Linked DNA regions of Homo sapiens: region 1 is linked to region 2. Evidence: read pairs that join two places in POLR2A ChIA-PET (ENCODE). Cell type or tissue: Panc1. All regions are shown on one strand. Links, peaks and the distances in the headings refer to the core of each region. The heading gives the core; the rest is flanking DNA.

The links. ChIA-PET counts read pairs that join two places held together with the same protein. Peaks named below come from ENCODE experiments on the same cell type or tissue, not always from the same donor. Only the 100,000 strongest peaks of a DNase experiment are listed, where the experiment ranks them.
Region 1: POLR2A ChIA-PET joins it to region 2 with 9 read pairs; 1 of 35 experiments calls an interaction of 5 or more read pairs at or near these places.

Annotation. Positions count from the first base shown.
Region 1 is chr3:146,466,961-146,471,360 of GRCh38, forward strand. It overlaps PLSCR2 (phospholipid scramblase 2), which reads right to left and starts at 2,601. Exons shown (of 8, transcript NM_001395437.1): 1 at 2,535-2,601. RefSeq lists an enhancer at 2,590-2,659. In Panc1, for the core only: no CTCF peak of the experiment used is centred there; a DNase peak (open chromatin) is centred at 2,480; H3K4me3 peaks cover 2,889 bases; H3K27ac peaks cover 3,962 bases.
Region 2 is chr3:146,391,102-146,395,501 of GRCh38, forward strand. It overlaps a transcript of PLSCR2 not described here. Among named protein-coding and RNA genes, the nearest start is that of PLSCR2, 76 kb to the right of the region's middle. In Panc1, for the core only: no CTCF peak of the experiment used is centred there; no DNase peak of the experiment used is centred there; H3K27ac peaks cover 246 bases.

The DNA of each region.
Region 1 (4,400 bases), core at 220-4,219, 76 kb after region 2:
AGTTTTTAACTAGGATAGGCAAAACTTTTTTAAAAGCAGTTTTTAACAACAAATTTTGGGAAATGAAAAGCACAGTTGTTACTACTGATTAACTAAAGTGCTTTGGCTTTTAAATTTAGCACTGTTCAAGGCAGTGCTATAGAGTGTGTGTACAGGTACACATATGTGTACATACATATATCCACATATATGTACACATGTATAAATGTATAAGTACATAAATACTCACTTAACATAAAGCTTATTTTGTTTTTCAAGGAATATTGATCAACTAGACCCAACTGAAATTGTAGTAGTAAAGTGTTCTACAAAACTAACAAGTAAACCAAGGAGACAAAAGAAACAAAAATGAGTCTTAAAGTCAGTTATTCTCATTTGATTGCTTTATCACTGCTCAAAAACTTTTCCCAACAACCCAGACCTCCCTTGAATATTAATCTAGTTGAATAATATATTTACATGATATGTAAATTTTATGCACTTAAAAGATTTGGTTACCATCTAATTACTACCATTTGATTAATATTCAAGGAATCTTAACCAAAGGCATAGAGCATGAAAGGCACTGTACAGGCACTAAAAAATGGAGGAGTCAGGCAGTTAATAAAATTAAATATATTCCAGCACATTATATTAATTAAATTTATTATAAATATATTATGGATAACACATATATAACAATACAAATGTATTTGTACATATACAAATACATTAAGCACTATGAATACAAATAATGGTACAATAAAAAGGATATGGAGTCATTGATTTAGTTGGAGTAGTGGTGGCATTGTCAGGAAAGTCAGAGCGGAGAGTTGAAAAAAGTCTAGAATCAGCCAGGCCATAGGGATGTATGAGGGGCGTGGTAGGGCATTATAGACAGAGGGAAGCTCACTAGTAGAAGTCCTAAGCTGCAGGAAACTGGGCTTATTCGGGAAATGAAAATTTATGAAATTACAGAGCCAAAGATGGACAGACCCTTAGAGATGAGGATGGAAAGGTGCACAAGGGCCAGTTCACAAATGTTTAAAGTCGCTCTACCTGCACTTTAAGACCTCAAAGGCCAGAGCTTGGTTTGTCTTATCCAAGACAAGCCACTTAATCTGTGTTTGTTAATTCAACAATGAGTGTACAGTATTATTTTGCTCTTTTCAGTCAGTAAGAATAGTTCCCTTACAGATCTGAAGGCTGCTTCATGTACAGTGAGACCCAGGTATTTTACACTTGTCTATCCAACTGCAGCAATCCACTCATTTTCCTTTGTATGTGTTTTTCATTTCCTTGTGCTTGTTCATTGCTCAAAACCCTTCTATTGTAAACATCAGGGTGGCAATAAGAGAAAGGTTTGCTCTTAGGAAAAGTTCAAGAAAGAAAGGAGCCCCCAAACCGCCTGACACTTCTAAGTGTCACTGGTACTAACCATGTATCTCAGTGTCATAAGCGGGAAGAAACAACGACTGCCTGTTCCTGCAACTGGCAAGTGGCCATGCCAAGACTTCCAGAAATAACAGTGAATGAATGAAACCACATGGGAACCAGAGAGTCAGCTTGGAGAGGCAGGGACTTTGTCAAATATTTAAAATAATAAACGCTAACTTTCACTGAGTACTTTCTGTAGTGCCAGGCACTGCTCTAAGAACTTTACATTAACACACATTAATTACTGCTCAAAAACCTTTCCTAACAACCCAGACCTCCCTCACAAATAGGAGTTTTCCTTTCTTCTTTATAAATGAGAAAACTAAGCCCATAAAGATAAAATGTTTACTTAATGCTGTACAGCTCAGTAACTAGCTGAATTGAAATTATTCATGATTCATGTCCGTTGCATTTATGTTCCTATTTCGTTGAAAAACAAACAAAAAATCTCACATTCTCCCAATGTGCCAAATTTCAGTGTAATACTCTGTAGCTCATTTAATACTTACACAATTTCAGAAATGAGGCAATGGAAAGAACATATATGAAGAAAGTGGCTGACAGTCCACAGATGTGAAGCAGTAGAGGCCGAATTTAAAGTCGGGGAGCCTGACTGGAGCTAATGGTCTTAGGAACCGCGCTACATACCGCCACTATCTTTCCTAAGCTGGTATTGTAGAGGGCCTAGCATAGACGTGGGCTCCTGGCGGACTTCATTGAATACTTACTGATAAATGACAGCTTGCAGGCTGTATTAACCGTCCCTTCTAATAGCCCCACTATGCTGGCACATGCTCCTGAGCCCAGACTCTGCCCAGGATTCAGGGCCGCTCTCTACCTGTAAAGCAGTGTAGCTAAGGGGAAGCTGAGCCCCGCAAGGCGTTTTCAGGCAGGACACCCCTTGTCATTCGAACGGTTCTGGTGTGAGCCAGGGTACAGCTGGGCCGCCTGGGGCCCCTTGCCGAGTTTCCGTTCCACTTCAGGTGTCGCTTCCCGCGGCCCATTGGGCCCTTGCCCCGCCCTCTGACGCAAACACAATTATGGGGCGGAGCATCGTCCCCACTAGCCAGGCACACCCCAGTCCCATAGGGAGGCGACTGAGAAAGCCGCCCCCTTACCCGTGGCTGCAGCTGCTCCCGCACAGCCCTGAGCGAGCCGAGGTCCTAGCGTGGCTTCCTCCCGTCTGCCCCGTGACTGCCAGGCACACCTGTTGCACAGCCCTCCCGGAAGTCGGCGGAAAAGGGGCCTGGACCAGCCTCAGAGTCTACACCTGCAGCAGCCCCTAGTTTAGGTTTCTGGACCCCAAGGGTACAACAAGGCTTCCCTCCCCTGGTCCCTGCGCGGGCTCAGAGGATCCGGCTTTGCTGCTGGAGCGCGGCCGAGCTGGGGGCGCGACTGCACCCACCCCCCCACGCCGTGTGCGACGCGCAGCTGCCGCCCAGCCCGTCCCGTCTCCCTCTCCCCATCCCCGTCCCCTTTTTTGCTCTTTGGAGAGACTCCGGAAACGTTTCTCCGGTGGTTAAGGGCACAGATGAACTGGGACGTCGACACCAGCTGGAACTGGAAAATCATCAGGCGGGGAGTGGCCTACCCCGGGAACTTCCTTAACTCTGCTCTTGACCTCCATCCCTTAGAAGCCTGTAGCTTTTCAAGGTGAGGGAGCTTAGACTACAAAAGAGGAGCGGTCGAGATTATTTTATCTCTAGCCCTTGCCCTTCTCCCTTTTCTTTCCAACAAAAGGCATTTTTAAGTTAAGAGTGAAAATGATGAGGCGTGTAGAATGTTTAATTTTTCAGGACGCGCCTTTGATTTTTCAGGGTGTGCCTGCAACTGGCACACCCTCATGCAATAAATAAATACATATTGCACTGACGTTTCTACTGATTTTTTAAAAATTTATTTACACGCCTGAAACCCTAGCATTTTGGGAGGCCGAGGCAGGCGGATCACCTGAGACCAGGAGTTCAAGACCAGCCTGGACAACATGGTGAAACCCCGTCTCTACTAAAAATACAAAAATGAGCCAGGTGTGGTGGTGTGCCCCTGTAATCCCATCTACTGGGGAGGCTGAGGCAGGAGAAAAATCGCTTGAACCCGGAAGGCAGAGGTTGCAGTGAGTCGAGATCCAGCCACTACACTCCAGCCTGGGAGAGAGAGCAAGACTCGTCTCAAACAAACAAACAAAAACACATGATCTTCCAAACAATAACACCATATATGGAGAAAAATGAAACCTCACCCTCTCCATTCCCGGTGCTGTTCTCCCGATTACCCTGCTAACCAAGGTTGACACAAACATTTGAAGACACACTAAGAGAGGTGGGGGGAGGGAAGAAAAAAGGGAATGGAAGGGAGGAAGGTGGAGAAAGAAATTGAGAAAATAAGATAGAAAAAGGAAGAAGGAAAATCGAGCTACCTGAGTTTGAATTCTTTCTTTTTTACTTCCTGTGCCTGTGACTTGTGAAAATTACTTGACAATCTCTTTGCCTGTTTTCTAATCGGTAAAATGAGAGTAGTAATGGTATCTACCACAGAGGATTTTTATGATGATTAAGGAAGTTAAAATATATAAAGAATTTAGAATGATGTTTGCCATAGAGTAAGCGCTCAGTAAATGTTATATACATACAAATAAGTATATACACAGCTACACAGTGTTTTTGTTTTTTTGTTTTTTTTTTACATAAAGAGGATTATTTTATACAGCTCTTCTCTGATGTGTTTTTCACCTAACAGTGCATCTTGGAAATCTCTATCCCTCTAATACAGAACTGTGTCATTGATCTAATAATCTAGGTACTGTTTCCAAGTTTTATCAATTATAAATTGTGCTGTAGTCATCATCTTTGCACATATCTTTCTGTATACAATAAAAAAAACATTTTATTCTTTTACCAATAAGTCATGGGATTTCTAATTTTTCCACACCTCTTCGATTCTAGAATACCAATTCTAAATGTTTCCTACTGTGAATGGCAAGCATT
Region 2 (4,400 bases), core at 247-4,246:
AAATGAGCTTGAACATTTGAACTTGCTTTCTTGTTGCTTTTGGAACACAGTCATGTGTAAAAGCTTTGGCTAGCCTCCTAGATGATGAAAAATATGCAACCTATTGCCCCCATTCCCTCAGCCAATAGCCTGACATGTGAATGAAGCCATCTGGGATGAGACAGTCCCAACCAATCTGATAATTGACTCAAAATGCATGAGTGAGCCAGGTTCTGAACAGGAGAACTATACAACAGAATCCTAAACTAAACACAATGATTATTTGAAGTTAAACATTTTTGATGTAGTTTATTAGGCAGAAAGAATATATATGAATAGTTTTAGTAAAATAAAACTTTATTTAGATATTTTCAGTGAAAGTTGCTTAGTTTTGTTGAGGGCTGGCAAAAATAAATGCCAGTAATCTCTGACATATTCTTTCAGGGTAATTCTTATGGCCACAGTTCAAAATACATGTATTCCTAGAATGAAAATGAAAAATAAATACAATTAGATTGGTTTAACAGTAGAAACAACTACAGGCATTAGACATGAGAATGATTTTTAAGGTCCCTGTATTATAATAACATGATCACAAAACATATTAAAAAGCAGAAGTCTGAGGAGCAGACCCATGAGGAACCAACTTGCAAGGGTATAAGAATGACTGTTTGCCCTTAAATACATCAAAATAATAGATTTGTACATCTCTAAAGGCCCTTAGAGATCAGCAACTAATTCTACCTCATTTTACTTATGTATGTTTTTTCATTTACATACTCATTTTAGAAAACTGGAGGAAAAGAGAAGGAAAAAATTTATATTTTCAATCAATCCCAAAATCTACCATAAGTATTTTGGTACAAATTACTCCAAGACATACATAATTGCTGTTATAATATGCTTATACCCTGGTTTTTTTCACTGCATAAAATATTCTGAGTATTTGTGTCATTAAAGGTCCTTAAAAGTATTTCATTTTTTAGTTTGTTTTAATATCTATTTATTACTCTAGTCTAGAGATGTCTCATAATGTATTTAGTAAGCCTCATACTCACACATTTTATGTTGTTTTAATTTTTGCTGTTTATTTAAGTTTGCTACATAGAGTGTACATTGCTAGTTACTATATTGTACACAATTATTTGTCTGCATCTGAAAGAATATAAACATTAAATTTTTGACAAATGTTTTTAATTTATTCCTCTAAAGGTTGTACCTATAGCTCATGAGCACTTGATTCCTTAAATCTTCATCAGCATTGAGCATACATCATTAGAAATAAAAACTTTAATACATGATAAACAAAAAATGGTATTTTATCCTTTATTTTTTGCTTCTCTTGTGTGTTTTTGGAGACGCTTTCTTAAGTTTAGTGGTTTTTATTCCCTCTTTGATAGTTATTTGAATTATTTTTCATAATATTTGTACATTTTCGTTAAGTATTTGATATTTTTCTTAATTAAATATCATTTTTATTAACATAAGAACATTAGTCCTTGGTCATATTTGTTGTGTATTTCCTTAATTTATTATTTTCCTTATTTCCTATACTTTCCTTAATTTATTATTTGCTTTTAAATATTTAATATTATGAGGTTTTATGGGGTACACACATTTAAACTATTTAAATTTAGTAGTCTGTTACTTTATGATTTTCTTGCTTTGAAAGACCTATTTTGTCTAGAGTACAAGTATGGGTACTCTTTGTTTATTTTTGTTTGCTTAATGGTTCAATATCTCCTTCATTATGCTTCCTTGGGTTTATTCTTTTTTTTTTTCCTAACTTTATAGCTTTAGCTAATTAATTTAGCTTATTAATTTTTCTCTTTTCTTCAATAATTATAGCTATAGAGTTTTGAGATGTAATATTTTATTACATATTTTAAAGTATTTTAAATTTTTTGTTACGGCTTTTTAAAAAAATAATTGGGTTATTTACATTCCTTTTTTTTTTTTTTTTTTTGAGACAGAGTCTCGCTCTGTTGTCCAGGCTGGAGTGTAGTGGCGTGATCTTGGCTCACTGCAAGCTCCGCCTCCCTGGTTCACGCCATTCTCCTGCCTCAGCCTCCCAAGTAGCTGGGACTACAGGCGCCCACCACCACGCCCAACTAATTTTTTGTATTTTCAGCAGAGACAGGGTTTCACCGTGTTAGTCAGGATGGTCTTGATCTTCTGGCCTCGTGATCTACACGCCTCGGCCTCCCAAAGTGCTGGGATTACAGGCGTGAGCCACCGTGCCCAGCCTACATTTCTATATGTATAAAACATTTAAAAATATTTATTAACCTCTAATTGAGTGTTGTTTGCTCATATACTAAGGTCTAAATGATAATGATTCTCTCTAATTTGTCGAGACTTGCTTCTTGGCCCACTATTATATTAATTTTTGTAAACAATATTTATTTGAGAAAAATGTGTGTTGTCTAATTGTTTGATAAAAAGTTCAGCTGGGCACAGTGGCTCACGTCTGTAATCCCAGCACTTTGGGAGGCCGAGGCGGGCAGATCACGAGGTCAAGAGATTGAGACCATCCTGGCCAACATGGTGAAACTTCTTCTCTACTAAAACTACAAAAATTAGCTGGGCGTGGTGGCATGCGCTTGTAGTCCCAGCTACTGGGGAGGCTGAGGCAGGAGAATCGCTTGAACCCGGGAGGCAGAGGTTGCAGTGAGCTGAGATTGTGCCACTGCACTGCACTCCAGCCTGGCGACAGAGACTCCGTCTCAAAAAAAAAAAAAAAACTTCTAAATAAGACCATTAATCAACTTATTCATTTTGTTGTTCAAATTTTAAATAACTTTACTAATGTTCTGTCTCTTATATCTAGTATAAATGAAGAGATGTGAGTAAATTCCGCATTTTGATGATGGGTTTGTCATTCTAACTTTTTAACACTTGTCTCTATATTTTGAAGTTAATATTACATGCATACAGGTCTAGAATTATTACATCTTGTTTGAATAGAAGCTTTATCATTGTAGTTACCCATTTTGTTTCTGTTTCTATTTTTTGGAGTCTTAATGTCTTTTTTTTCCCCTGGTATTAATTTAGCTTCCCTAGCTTTCTTGTGGTTAGTATTTATCCATATTCTCTTTCTTTCCATTTTTTGGTCATTAATTTAGATTTGTCTTTTTAAAAGAGACTACAGATACTTTAAAAATCCAATTTAACAATTTCTTTTCTTTTCTTTTCTTTTTTTTTGAGATGGAGTTTCGCTCTTGTTGTCCAGGCTGGAGTGCAGTGGTGCAATCTCAGCTCACCGCAACCTCTGCCTCCTGGGTTCAAGCGATTCTCCTGCCTCAGCCTCCCGAGTAGCTCAGATTACAGGCATGTGTCACCTGCTCGGCTGATTTTGTATTTTTAGTAGAGACGGGGTTTCTCCATGTTGGTCAAGCTGGTCTCGAACTCCTGACCTCAGGTGATCTGCCCACCTCGCCCTCCCAAAGTGCTGGGATTAAAGGTGTCAGCCACCGTGCCTGGACCAATTTAACAATTTCTATCTATCAACTGGTAATTACAGAAGGTTTACAAATAATGTCATTTTGTTAAATGTTGTTTTGTTATAATGTTGATGACAAAAATAATTAGTTTTATTCTATATCATTGTGCTTAAATTTGCAGTTTCCAAGAGCCTATTGATGACTGATATGGTTTGGCTCTGGGTGTCCACCCAAATCTTAACTTGAATTATAATCCCTATGTGTTGAGGCAGGGTCCTGTAATCCCCAAGTGGGGAGGGAGGGAAGTGATTGGATCATGGGGGCAGTTTCCTCCAGGCTGTTCTTGTGATAGCCAGTGAGTTCTCAGGAGATCTGATGATTTTATATGCATCTGGCATGTCCCGTGCTTGTACTCACTGTTTCCTGCCGCCTTGTGGAAAAGGTGCCTGCTTCCCCTTCACCTTCCACCATAATTGTAAGTTTCCTGAAGCCTCCCTAGCTATGTGTAACTGTGAGTCAGTCAAACCTCTTTCCTCTATGAATTACCCAGTTTCAGGTATTTCTTTATAGCAGTGCAAAAATGAACTAATACAATGACATTAAGTGAGGATTAGGAAAAAGGAACATAACCTTAGAGGGATCATCTAAAGTTCAATAAAATTTAAGAGCAAATAAAACGCTAAACATATCTGTGATATTATTAGAAAAATAAAATAATAGCAAATATTTAATTTGTGAATTTAAAAAGAAGCAAAACTAAAACACTAGTCAACAAAAGTATATAAGTTGTGAGAAAGAGATTAGAATTAAAATGTTTTTAAGGTCTTTGTATTGCGCAAGAGATAGAGCTAAATCAAATAATATCTATAGTTTCCAAATTAACAATATATTACCATTTAAATAAAGTGTAACAAGCATGTATTAATAAATTTTACATTGTAAGAGATAACTATAAGTCACACTGAATGAACCATATTT